Linked DNA regions of Homo sapiens: region 1 is linked to region 2. A link is a contact called in ENCODE Hi-C or POLR2A ChIA-PET data. All regions are on one chromosome and are shown on one strand. The core of a region is the stretch at or near the end of the contact, and the rest is flanking DNA. Distances in the headings are between cores, read along the strand shown.

Region 1 (5,736 bases), core at 1,084-3,583, 35 kb before region 2:
ATTTTGTCTCCCCCAAAAGAAACTCTGTACTTATTAGTAGTCTCACCTCATTCTCCCTTCCCCCAGCCCTTGGAAGCCACTCATCTACTTTCTGTCTATGAATATGTCTGTTCCGGACATTTCACATAAATGGAGTCATACAGTATGTGGCCTTTTGTGATTGACTTCTCTCACTGAGTGTAGTGTTTTCAAGATACTGCCACGCAGCATAGATCTGTGTTTCATTCCTTGTTATGGTCAAATGCTATTCCACTGCATGGAGAGACCACATGTAGTTCATCTGTTCATCAGTTGCTGGACACGGGTTGTTTCCAGTTTTGGGTTATTATAAATAATGCTGCTGTGGACATTCAGGTACAAGTTGCAGTGTGGATACATGTTTTTATTTCTCCTGGGTAGACACCTAGGCGTGGAATTGCTGGGTCACATGGTGAGCTCGGTGTTGAGCTTTTTACAGAAGAGAGCACTCTGAGGCTTGTGGATGCTGGCATTTTGTTTGCTCTGCCATTTCCCCTTCTCCTTTCTCTCTCCCCCGTTCCCCCTGTAGTCCTAGATGCCAATGAGAACTTTGCCTCTTCCCAAGTGTTTGATCTTGAGGAAGTGATTTATCCTTCTCTGAGCCTCCATTTTCTCACCTGTAAAATGGGAATAAAGATGAAATGGGATTATTTATGTAAAGTGCTTGCTCTAGTGCCTAGTAGTCAGCTGGTTGAAGCCGTATTGTTGCTAGTGGCATCTGTGAGTGAGCATTGTGAGATCTCCTTGATGTAAGCAGTATGTGGATCGGTAGATGCAGTTGCCAGCAATGCTGTGATGAAGATTCCTGTGTTTGTCTTCTGGGCAGGACGTAGGATACACACATCTTCACCTCCATTGGAGTTTGCCAACTGAATCTCTAAGGCAGTTGAACCAACGCACACTCCAATGGAAGAGTTTTCACCACACCATTCTTGCCAAGCCCTGATAATTTCTTACTTTTTGCCCATTTGGTGGGTATGACACAATGTCACCTTATGGTTTTGATTTGGATGCCAGATACTTTATCTGGATTATGTTATTTAGCACTTGCAGACACCTTGTGAGGTTCATACTGATACGATCCTTTTTTTTTTTTTTTTTTTTTTGAGACAGAGTCTCACTCTATTGCCCAGGCTGGAGTGCAATGGCACGATCTTAGCTCACTGCAACCTCCGCCTCCTGGCTTCAAGCGATTCTCCTGCCTCAGCCTCCTGAGTAGCTGGGACTACAGGCGCCCGCCACCACGCCCGGCTAATTTTTGTATTTTAGTAGAGACGGGGTTTCACCATGTTGACCAGGCTGGTCTCAAACTCCTGACCTCGTGATCCATCCACCTTGGCCTCCCAAAGTGCTGGGATTACAGGCGTAAGCCGCCGTGCCCGGCCATATGATCCCCATTTTGCAGAGGAAGAAACAGACTTTGAGAAGTAAAGGGCTGGCCCATAAGACATGAAGCCAGGCAGTCTGTTTCCAATGCCTAGGTTCTCCATCTGAGCTTCACTCTCTCTCCCTGGGGCCAGGGGCTGACAAATAAACATGGGAAAGACCCCAGGGTGACTACTGAGACTGCCAAGAAATTGAAGAACTACATTCATTCTTTCAGTCAGCAAATACTTATTTGTGCCAGACTCTGTGAACAAAATAAAGTCCCTGTTCCCAGGGCTTCTGGTCCAGTGTGGGGAGACAGCAAATAGATTTGTAACATCACATAAGCTCTGGGAGAAAAATCAAGCAGGTAAAGGGGCTGTAGGGTGATGTTTATGTAAGGAGGTCAAGGGAGGCTTCTCGAGGAAGGGACATTTGGACAGAGACCTGGACATTTGTACAGGAAGGGACGTAGTGAGGGTGCGAACCACGTGGCCAGCTGCAGGCAGAACCTTTTTGGCAGAGAGAACAGCACGCACAAGGCCTGCATGGTGGCATGATTGGGGCGTTTGAGGAATACCAAGGCAGCCATGGTAGGCAAAACTCTAGAGCTGGCTCCAGATTCTCATTCTCCGATTATTCAACCAAACAGGAATCCAGGTGCTGCTGCGAAGGGTTTGCAGTTGAAATGAAAGTCCCAAGTCAGTTGATCTTAGGATATGAAAATGATCCTCATGGCCCTAATCTAATCAGAGGGGCCCTTTAAGAGCAGAGGATCCTCTCTGGCTGGTGCAGGAGAGGTCAGAGTGTTTGGAAGCACGAAAAGGATTCCAGGGGCCCTTGCTGGCTGAAGATAGAGGAAGCCATGAGACAAGGAATGCAGGTGGCCTCTCCAGGTGCTGAGAGCTGCCCCTGGCTGAAAGCCACCAAGGAAATGGGGACTATCGTCCTGTAACCACAAGGACCTGGATCCTGCAGTTAGAGAAATGAGCGCAGAAGAGAACTCAAGCTCCTGGTAAGAGCACAGCTGGCAATATGTAATTTCAGCCTGAGCAGAGAACCCAGACGCACTGCACTAGACTTGTGACCTACAGAACCGTGAACTTATAAACAGGTGTTGTTTTAAGCTGCTAAATCTGGGGCAGTTTGTTACACAGCATAGAAAACAAATATAGAAGTTGTGTGGCTAGGACAGGGGGCACAAGGGGCAGAAGGCGGAGATGAGGCTTGGGAGGGACTGATTGCTGTGGTGAGGACTTTGGCTTTTATGCTGAGGGAGGCGGGAAGCCGCCAGAAATGTGTGACTCTCAGACCGCCTGGCCCTCCGCCACACACTCGCCTTCTCGCAGGTTCCATCCTGCCGAGTTTTTGTTCCACCACCGCAGCCCACTTCCTTACATTTATCCGTCTATCAACTGATGTGTGTATGTGAGTCAGTCAGGCCCTGTTGATTGCAGGGGACGGGAAACCAGAACAAAGTACTTATCCTCCAAATCCAGGGACTTCAGGGTGAGCTGGATCCAGGAACTCAACTATTACTTTCGGAAACCTGTGTCCTTCCATCCCTGCCCTTCGCCCTCTTCTGTATGTCTGCGTTTTCAGGAGGGCTCCCCACACGGTGGCCAGGATGGTCGCCAGCAGCTCTTGCCTTCACCCTGCCATCCCAGTGATCCAGGCAGAAAGACCCCCACCTTTCTCTCAATGGGTCTCGTAAAACTCTTGGAGATGACATGCCTTGGCCCAGCTGGGTCACAAGGTCACTGTGAAGCCAATCACAAAAGGTGGGCAGCTGTGGGGAGAATACATTTAATGGCTGGGCCTAGGCCATGCACTTCCTCCAGGAGGCAAGTGGGGCAGAGGGCTCCAGGCCCACCCTGAAACCCCCTGGACTGTGAAAGTGGAGAGTGGTCCTTTATGGGGTCACTGGGGTGCCACCTGCAGCAAGAGAGGAAGCAGATGCTGGCGGCCAAAGCAGCAGATGCCCCTGAGAATGGCCAGCTTGGTCCACACCTCTGGGTGCCGTGGGTGCCTGCACTCAGACACAGTTTGGAGATTCCAGAGTGTCGCGCTCTGCTGTGTTCAGGTCACCCCCCTATCTCTGCATCCTATTAGGTCTTGGCACAGGCAGCGGGACTTGTGGAACTATGACAGAGCCCTGCCTTTGACCTGGTTGTTTACTGGAGAAATAAATAGAGAAAATCAGCTGAACAGATGCTTGGACAAACGGAGCAGCCCTGGGAGGCACATGCAAGAGTCACCTTCGTAAACAGACGTGGCTCGGAAAGTCTGTCTGAGCCCCAAACAAACGAGGCCTGCAGCCAAGCATGAAGCCACCTGGGTTCCCTAGCCAGCAAGGACAAGGCCCCCTGGAGCCATGGGTCCACTGGGGCTGGGGGATTGCCCAGGATGCCCCAGCCTGTAGGGGTGGTGGGGGTGCACACTGACACTTACATTTTCCTCTTGCTGTTTTTAAAATGCAGTATTGGCTTTGGGAGGCCGAGGCGGGCGGATCGTGAGGTCAGGAGATCGAGACCATCCTGGCTAACACGGTGAAACCCTGTCTTTACTAAAAATACAAAAAATTAGCCGGGCGTGGTTGTGGGCGCCTATAGTCCCAGCTACTCGGAAGGCTGAGGCAGGAGAATGGCATGAACCCGGAAGGCAGAGGTTGCAATGAGCCAAGATTGCGCCATTGCACTCCAGCCTGGGTGACAGAGCGAGACTCTATTTTACATATATATTATATATATATATTTATATACATATATATAATAAAATAAAATGCAGTACTGGAAACAGGTCTGGGAGGAGAGGGACTGGTTGGCTTGGAGATTCCCCTCCCCAATACCAATAATCATTACAATCAACCTTGCAACAGCCTGAGGAGTTTATCGGGTCCCTTTCTCCCCGGTACACATGTGATTCTCTCATGACATCTCCTCTGCTTGAGCTCCAGCCATACAGGCCTCCTCGGTGGTCCTCAAGGACACCAGGTATGCTTGTGTCTCAGGGCCTGCGCACCTGCTGTTCCCGCAGCCTGTGATGCCCTCCCCACCCCAGCCCTGTGACACCCTCCCCACCCCAGCCCCGTGACACCTTCCCCACCCCAGCCCCGTGGCTTTTTGGCCCTCACTTCCATTAGGTTTCTGCTCAAGTGCTACCTTAAAACACAGGACTTGTATCAGACTCTGTTTTGCTGCAGCAGCAAACAACCCCAAGTCCTCCATGCCCCGACACACCAAATGTTTATCTCTCACACACACAACACCTCCAACCTCATTCTAGGGGGTTCTGAGACCCAAGTTGCCACAGACTCATCTGCACTTTCATGGTCACAGCATCAGGGGAAAGGGAGTGTGGCAAGTCACACAGTGACACCTGTCACTTCCATGCACGCTTTGTTGGCCAAAGCAAGTCACAGGTGTCTGAGAGGAGAGCCAAAAACATGAGTGACTAGCTCAGTGTCACCTCCTTTCTTAGTCACCCTAAATAAGCAGTCCCACCCTGTTTTAATGCCTTTCCTATGCTGCTCCCCACCTGACGGTATGGATATTTAGCTGTTGTCCCCTCGCTTCCCCCTAGAATAAGGTCTTCCTGAGGGCAGGACTTTGTCTGGTTTTGTTCACTGGTTTGCCTGCAATATTTAGAACACTGCCTGGCATTCAATATGCATTCAAATAAGTGTTAGTCAAATGAATCAAGAGCAGTATGAGCAGTTAATATCAAAGGGTACTGACCACGTGCCAGCTGCCATGCTAAGAGCTATTCGTGCATTTACTCATTTGATCCTTGTCTCAACCTTATGGGGGATGTAGGTCTATATGACCCCCATTTTCCATATAAGGAAACTGAGGCTCAGAGGGGTCGAGACAGTTGCCCAAGGTCACACAGCAAGTGAGTGGGCAGAGCCAACCTCTTGACCTACCTCTGAGGGGCCCTCCAACCCAGCCGCTTAGTACCAAGAGGGCAGGGTCACTATGTCTAAGCACAGAAGTGGAGACAGGGCCTGGTGAGCATTTCAGAGGGAAGAGCAACAGTGGCAGAAAATAATAAAAGTATCTCTAGTTCTTGGGCACCAGGCATGGTGCCAAGGGAGGCACATACGCCTTCTTATGGTCACAAGCATTGTTGGAATCCCTATTGAACAGAGGAGGAATCTGGAGGTGATCATACTTTCCAAGGTGCTGCTAGGCTTCAGGAAAAGCTGAGGCCCTGGTTATCCAGATCTGCAGGCTGAAACACTAACCACAAGGCTGTTCTACCTCTTTGCTGACCTGTACATCCAGAGCATTGCAAAAGAGGCATGAATTTCCATTGTCACTGTGCCCAGGACCCCTCAGCAAGTCAGCAGGC
Region 2 (6,389 bases), core at 2,984-5,483:
GGAATGGGGAAAGAAAGAGAGGAAAGGGAGCTGTGTGATGTGCTCAGGGAATGGGCTCAGAGGCTAGGTAGGGGCATCTCTTCCTATCACGCAAGACTCCATCTCCTGCTCAGCTGCACTGCGGTCCCTGCCTTTGCACGCCCCTGTGGCCATCATCCCTCCTGGCACCACTGTTTAGGCAGCTGCCTCCTTCCTGCCACCAGGGAGGAACAAAGTGAACCTGGAGTTCTCCTGGCGTCAGATGCCAGCTTCTAAAGGCTCAAAGGGGCCCAGTTAACACACTGAGCAGGAGTTCCAATTCAAGAGTGGCTCCTGCGCTTCCCAGCCGTGTGGCCTGGGGAAACATCTTTTAACCCCAATGAAGCTGCCATTTTTGTAGGTTAAAACGGTCAGATATCAGCAATTCCATAAGGTCCCACCTGAATTGCTTAAAAGGAAAGAGCGTAGGAGTGCTTTTCAAATGGGCAAATGTCGTCCTACTATGAGGCAGTAACGCGTTCCCCATGCAGTCACTGAGTATCTCTGAGATGTCAGTGTGGGGCTAAGTTGGTACGTAGTGTGGACCTGCTTAATCCTTGTAGCAACCCCAAAAATGGATGTGGCTGTTTCGCCATGTTGTAGATGAGGCAGCTGAGGCTCAAACAGCCCAAATCTCATGCCTCAGGACGTTCTACTAGAATGTGAAGCAGCTAGGATTTGAACCCAGGTAGTCTGGCTTCAGAGCCTGGGCCCTTCACTATTAATTAGTCAACCATCAATTAATTAAATCAATACATTCATTTGTTCAGGAAATACTTATGGAGTTTTCTTTTAATGGACCATGTACTGTTCTAGGCATTAGAAATGCAGTGATAAGGAAGAAAGAGACTCTTCCATGGAGAAAGACAACATGTGGCAGATAAATAAAAGGTATTACAGACAATGGTTGACCCCAGGGGGAGAGATTTTGCTAGGGTGGTCTGGGTGGTGATACAGAAGGAAGAGGCAGCGTAGCTGGAACATCTGGAATGGGGCAAAGTGATACTGGCAGGCAGCAAGTTGCGGGGGGCAATTGTGGGCTGTGGCATGGACTTCCGGGGCCACAGTCCAGGCAGATGTAGCCTGGACCCAGGGCAGAAGTGGGTAGGGTCAGACTCTACCTTGAAGGTAGAAGCAGCAGGACCTGCTGATGACTTAGATGCGTGGGAAAGAAAAGGCTATTATTTTTGTTATCCCAAGTCCACAGCTAGTAAGTTGCAGAGCAAGGACTGGAAGCCAGGCTCTTCATATGGGGCAAATATTCCCTTCGCCATTCATTACACAAGCATTTATTGAGTTTTGTGCCAGGTGCTGAGACAGCCCTGTTCTGCCCTTCCAGAGCTTCTATTCTCCAGGGGAAGGCAGACTCCAAGCCACAAAAGTCATTGGGACCCATACAATTATGTAGGTGCAAAGAAGCGGGGTGCCCCAACACGCAGCAAGGGGATGGACCCCATCACTCCAGGCTTCCTGGGGCCTGCAGAGGGGCAAAGTTGGACTATAAAGATAGCTGGCTGGGTGCAGTGGCTACGCCTATAATCCCAGCACCTTGGGAAGCCAAGGTGGGTGGATCACAAGGTCAGGAGTTCGAGACCAGCCTGGCCAACATAGTGAAACACTGTCTCTACTAAAAATATAAAAATTAGCCAGGTGTGGTGGCATGCGCCTGTAGTCCCAGCTGCTAGGGAGGGTGAGGCAGGAGAATCACTGGAACCCAGGAAGCGGAGGTTGCAATGAGCCAAGACTGCGCCATTGCACTCCAGCCTGGGCCACAGGGTGAAACTCTGTCTCAAAAAAAAAAAAAAAAGCCAACACCTTCTGATGCGTCCCAGAGGCCAGGGAGTATGCTGAAAAGTTTAAATCTATTATCTTATGTCAATCTTTATAAGAACCCTGGGAGGCTGGGTGCGGTGGCTCACACTTGTAATGCCAGCACTTTGGGAGGCTGAGGCAGGTGGATCACTTGAGTCCAGGAGCTTGAGACCAGCCTGGGCAACATGGTGAAACCCCATCTCTACAAAAAAAAAAAAAAAAAAAAAATTAGCTACACATGGTGGCACGCACCTGTAGTCCCAGCTACTTGTGGGGCTGAGGCACGAGTATTGCTTGAGCCCAGGAGGTCAAAGCTGCAGTGAACCATGATTGCACCACTGCACTCCAGCCTGGGTAACAGAACAAGACCCTGTCTCAAAACCACAACATCAAGAAAAACAACCCCCAAAACAACAAAAGCCTAGGAGGAGGAAACTATTTTTACTCCCTCTTTACAGATGAGAAAATCCAAGTTTTGGGGTGGTGGGGGCAGGTTGCCCAAGGTCACACCGCTGGCAGAGCTGGGACTCAAACCTTGGGGCTCAGATCCTAAACTTCACCCCTTCCCTCTCTGCTCAAAGTTCTGTGATATCAGCCCCTTCTCATCACTTCTTAGAGACAAAGAGATGTGATTAACAAACCAATATGTCAAATACTAAGCATGTTCTACCTCCAGACAGTCTCTGGTGATGGAAGCAGGTGTGTTTGGGGGCAGGGTAGAAGGTTTGAGCTGAGCAAAATTTGATGAAAGTCCAGAATTTTGCATGGCTTTTAATTACTTTCAGATTTAATAGAATATCATTTGGTGTGATTTATTCTACTCAAAGATTGATTAGTAATACAACTTGAATTGTATTCCATTTCCCCCACACAATTTAAGATGAGTTAGTGCCAAATAAAGACTAACCCTAAAACCTGTTTCTTTAAAGAGCCCCAGTCGCCCTTGTTCTCATGCACTTGGAAAGGAGAAATTGTGCCTCCACCAGTCAGACAGCAATTTGATCCTTCCTGAACCTCAAACAAATGAGGGTCCTTCCCATCTCAGCGGCGGTGGGTGCTTTAATGGGGTCTGAGTCACCTCCTCCTAGCCCAGGGTTTCTCGACCTCAGCACTATTCTCTTCTGGGCCAGATCCTCCACTGTTGGGGGGCCCATCCTGTGCATCAGAGGGTGTTAAGCCACATCCTTGACCTTCACCCACTAAATGCCAGTAGCACCCCCTTTCCCCAGTTGTGACAGCAAAAATGTCCCTAGACACTGCTCCATGTTCTCTGTGGGGGCACAATTGCCCCCTGCTGAGAACCACCGATTGCTTTTGTGGGGAACCAGAGCATGTTCTTCAGAGGCAAACTTAAAATCTCACTCAAAAGTGGGGAAACTCCCTCTGAGGGATAAATCACAACTTTTCATTTTTTAGAGACAGGGTCTCGCTCTGTTGCCCAGGCTGGAATGCAGTGGCGTGATCATAGGTCACTGCAGCCTCAAACTCCTGGGCTCAAGGGATCCTCCCACCTCCGCCCGAGTAGCTGGGACTACAAACATGTGCCTCCATGCCCAGCTATTTTTTCTTTCTTATTTGTTTTGTAGAGAGATGAGGTTTCACTACATTGCCCAGGCTGAACTCGAACTCCTGGGATCAAGCTATCCTCCCACCTCGGCCTCCCAAAGTGTTGGGATTACAGGCATGAGCCACCATGCCCGGCTTGTTTCCTTATTTCTTTTGTCACTGTTGCTACATGGAGAGCATCCTTCAGGTGCCACTGGGGGACCCTCAGAGGACGGACACCTGCAGACATTGGGGCTTAAGAAGGGTGCGGGGCAGGCAGCTACTTGTGCCCTGGTAGCGGTTCGTATCTTTCCATCTGTTTCTTCCCCTCTATATCCTGGATTCTGCATGAACCAAAGGGCCCCCTGAGGCCTCAAGATGAAAAGTAAAGTGGTCAGAAATGTGCCTCCCTTAATGCAGTTGGAGTTCTTGGGCCGGGGAACACATGTTGTTCCATTTAGTGGATTTGCTCTACCAGCTTCTGGGTGTTCAGCTTTTGGGAACCCCTAACCCTCCAGGATGACGTTTGATGTTACTGTGTGTGTGTCCCTAACACTCTGCAGGCAGTAATTATAGAAATTTGCGGGACGGTCCTCGTCTCGACGACCCCCTCCCCCTTTTCCATCTCAGACAACAAATAAAACAGCCCAGCTCTCCTTTGCGGCAGGACCACCAGGGCTGAGCAAAGGGCCGCCGGCCCCTCCCCAGGGTCCCTCGCGCTCCCCACTTGGCTCTTTCAAGGGCGTTTCAATGAGCAGCCTTGTTGAGACTTCCACTAGGGCCCGGCCTAGAAGGGACCATTAAAAACAGTTTCATCAGAACAAAAGAGGTTCTGTTCTTATTGTCCCCCTGGCTGCAGTTTGGATGCAGCAGCTGAAAATCTATCTGGACCGAGCAACAAATCTGGACTCAACCACACTGTGGAGTTCACCCTCAGTAGGGATTTCTGGGTGGATCCTTGGAGCAGATAATTTACAGCTAAAGCAAAACACAAGGAGAAGCTTTTTATTTGGCACAAATGTTTTCTATTAAAAGCCTTCGGAAGCCCTGGTAACTGGAGCTCTCTTCTTCTTACACGAGCTTGAGGTGATTGTATTCCTGCACACAGAGCCCCTCAGAAGAATTCCTGGTTTGAATGCCAGTCTCGTCTGCGAGGAGGAGCGTGGAGCTGCGCTATGAAAGATCGCACGGAGCCCAGAGCATGTGGAAGGGGAGTGTCTTTGGGTTGATTTTAAATGCCGGTCCTGAAAGCTTTGTGGTTGGTGATTTTCTGCTGCTGAGATGCACCAAACAGGCAGGGGCGTTTGTGGTCTGGACACAGGGAGAATTGCCCCAGAGTAGAACTGTTTGTCTGTCATGGGGGATGGAAACTTTTGTGGCCAGCTTTCTGGGACATCAGATGAGGTCAGTGCCACCAATTCCATGGAATGGACTGCCTAAAAGAAGTTATTTTAAAATTTATGTTTGTTTTAAAAAAGTTATTTTTAGGCTGGCTGTGGTGGCTCACACCTGTAATCCCAGCACTTGGGGAAACCGAGGCCAGTGGATCACCTGAGGTCAGGAATTCGAAACCAGCTTGGCCAATATGGCAAAACCCCGTCTCCACTAAAAATACAAAAAAATTAGCCGGGTGTGGTGGTGGGCGCTTGTAATCCCAGCTTCTTGGAAGGCTGAGGCAGGAGAATCGCTTGAACTCAGGAGACAGAGGTTGCAGTGAGCCGAGATCATGCCACTGTACTCCAGCCTCAGTGACTTAGGGAGACTCTGTTTCAAAACAAAACAAAACAAAAAGTTTTTGAATTTTTTTTTTTGCTGTATTACCAAAGATGAAATTTCGAGAGATGACTAGTTTCAGTAGCTTATTTAGTTTGACCTCTGGAAACCTCATGCAGATTTCCAGAATGGTCATTTTCAAAGCTGCCAGTTAGTGTCTGTGTGCAGGGCCTAGTGCAGCTCAGAGCCACTTTCATTCGGGTCATGAATTTGTCGAAACAGAGGAGTCGCAGGAGCCCGTTTTGCTGTTCTGGATTCTCAACTCTAGGAAACACGTCCCTGCAAGGCCCTGAAGATGACCCCCAAGTGCAAACAAGAACCAGCCAGAAAGCTACAGGCCAACAGGTGTATCACAGCATTTCTGAGAATTCTATATCAGATGGACGTCAGCAGTGTTGCTTTCCCTGTGCCCAACAACCAGGATATTCCTGGAGTCTGTTTTTCTTTCTCCCTTGAGGAATTCAGAAGTGCCCTCCTGAGGAAATATCAACTGCGAGGCCAACATGAAGAGTGGTACTGGCTGCCAGTCATTTCTTTCTTTCTTTTTCTTTCTTTTTTTTTTTTTTTTTTTGAGACAGAGTCTCGCTCTGTTGCCCAGGCTGGACTGCAGTGGGGGTGATCTCAGCTCATTGCAACCTCTGCCTCCTGGGTTCAAGCAATTCTCCTGCCTCAGCCTCCCGAGTAGCTGGGATTACAGGCGCCCGCCACCACACCTGACTAATTTTTGTATTTTTAGTAGAGACAGGGTTTCACCATGTTGACCAGGCTGGTCTTAAACTCCTGACTTTAAGTGATCTGCCCGCCTCAGCCTCCCAAGTGCTGGGATTACAGGCGTGAGACACTGTGCCCGGCCAGTTGTCATTTCTTAAGTTGATTTTGTGTTAGGCACTTTCCATGGATTATCTCATTGGTTCTTCCCAGCAATCTGAGGGAGATAGATGAGAGAAATAATTCAGCCCATTTTACAAATGAGAAAACAGAGACCTAGAAAGGTTTGGCAAATTGTCCAGGATCGCATGGTGAGCAAATGGCAGATTCTGATTCAGGAGTCCTGGGTGGGCTGAGGTCCTGCTCCTGGTGGTGCTGAAACCCCATTTCTACTAAAAAGACAAAAATTAGCCAGGCACGGTGGCAGGTGCCTGTAGTTCCAGCTACTCGGGAGGCTGAGGCAGGAGAATCGCTTGAACCCGGGAGGTGGAGGTGGCAGTGAGCCGAGATCGCACCACTGCACTCCAGCCTGG

What was found. A loop is a pair of places that touch in the nucleus more often than their neighbours do. ChIA-PET counts read pairs that join two places held with the same protein, here RNA polymerase II (POLR2A). Pooled maps may share reads with other maps.
Region 1: a map of OCI-LY7 shows a loop between it and region 2 (4-fold over the local background). The contact joins two enhancer-like sites. A Hi-C loop is called at or near these places in 5 of 168 maps with a recorded cell type or tissue (Caco-2, OCI-LY7, dorsolateral prefrontal cortex and 2 more), 1 of 37 single-sample maps with no recorded cell type and 3 of 50 pooled maps. POLR2A ChIA-PET finds 5 or more read pairs at or near these places in 8 of 52 experiments (Caco-2, H1, MCF 10A and 4 more).

The regions. Positions count from the first base shown.
Region 1 is chr20:57,314,833-57,320,568 of GRCh38, reverse strand. All of the region lies in intron 2 of LOC105372687 (a long non-coding RNA gene), which reads left to right. Among named protein-coding and RNA genes, the nearest start is that of MIR4325, 3.9 kb to the left of the region's middle. RefSeq lists an enhancer at 3,027-3,528. Within about 2 kb of position 2,333, at least 2 of the 41 ENCODE cell types and tissues checked have a DNase peak (open chromatin) inside an H3K27ac peak, as active enhancers do; they include OCI-LY7, where a contact is called at or near this core.
Region 2 is chr20:57,280,993-57,287,381 of GRCh38, reverse strand. LOC105372687 (a long non-coding RNA gene) reads left to right here. Exons shown (of 12, transcript XR_007067670.1): 10 at 835-909. Among named protein-coding and RNA genes, the nearest start is that of BMP7, 18 kb to the right of the region's middle. RefSeq lists an enhancer at 1-449. Within about 2 kb of position 4,233, at least 3 of the 41 ENCODE cell types and tissues checked have a DNase peak (open chromatin) inside an H3K27ac peak, as active enhancers do; they include OCI-LY7, where a contact is called at or near this core.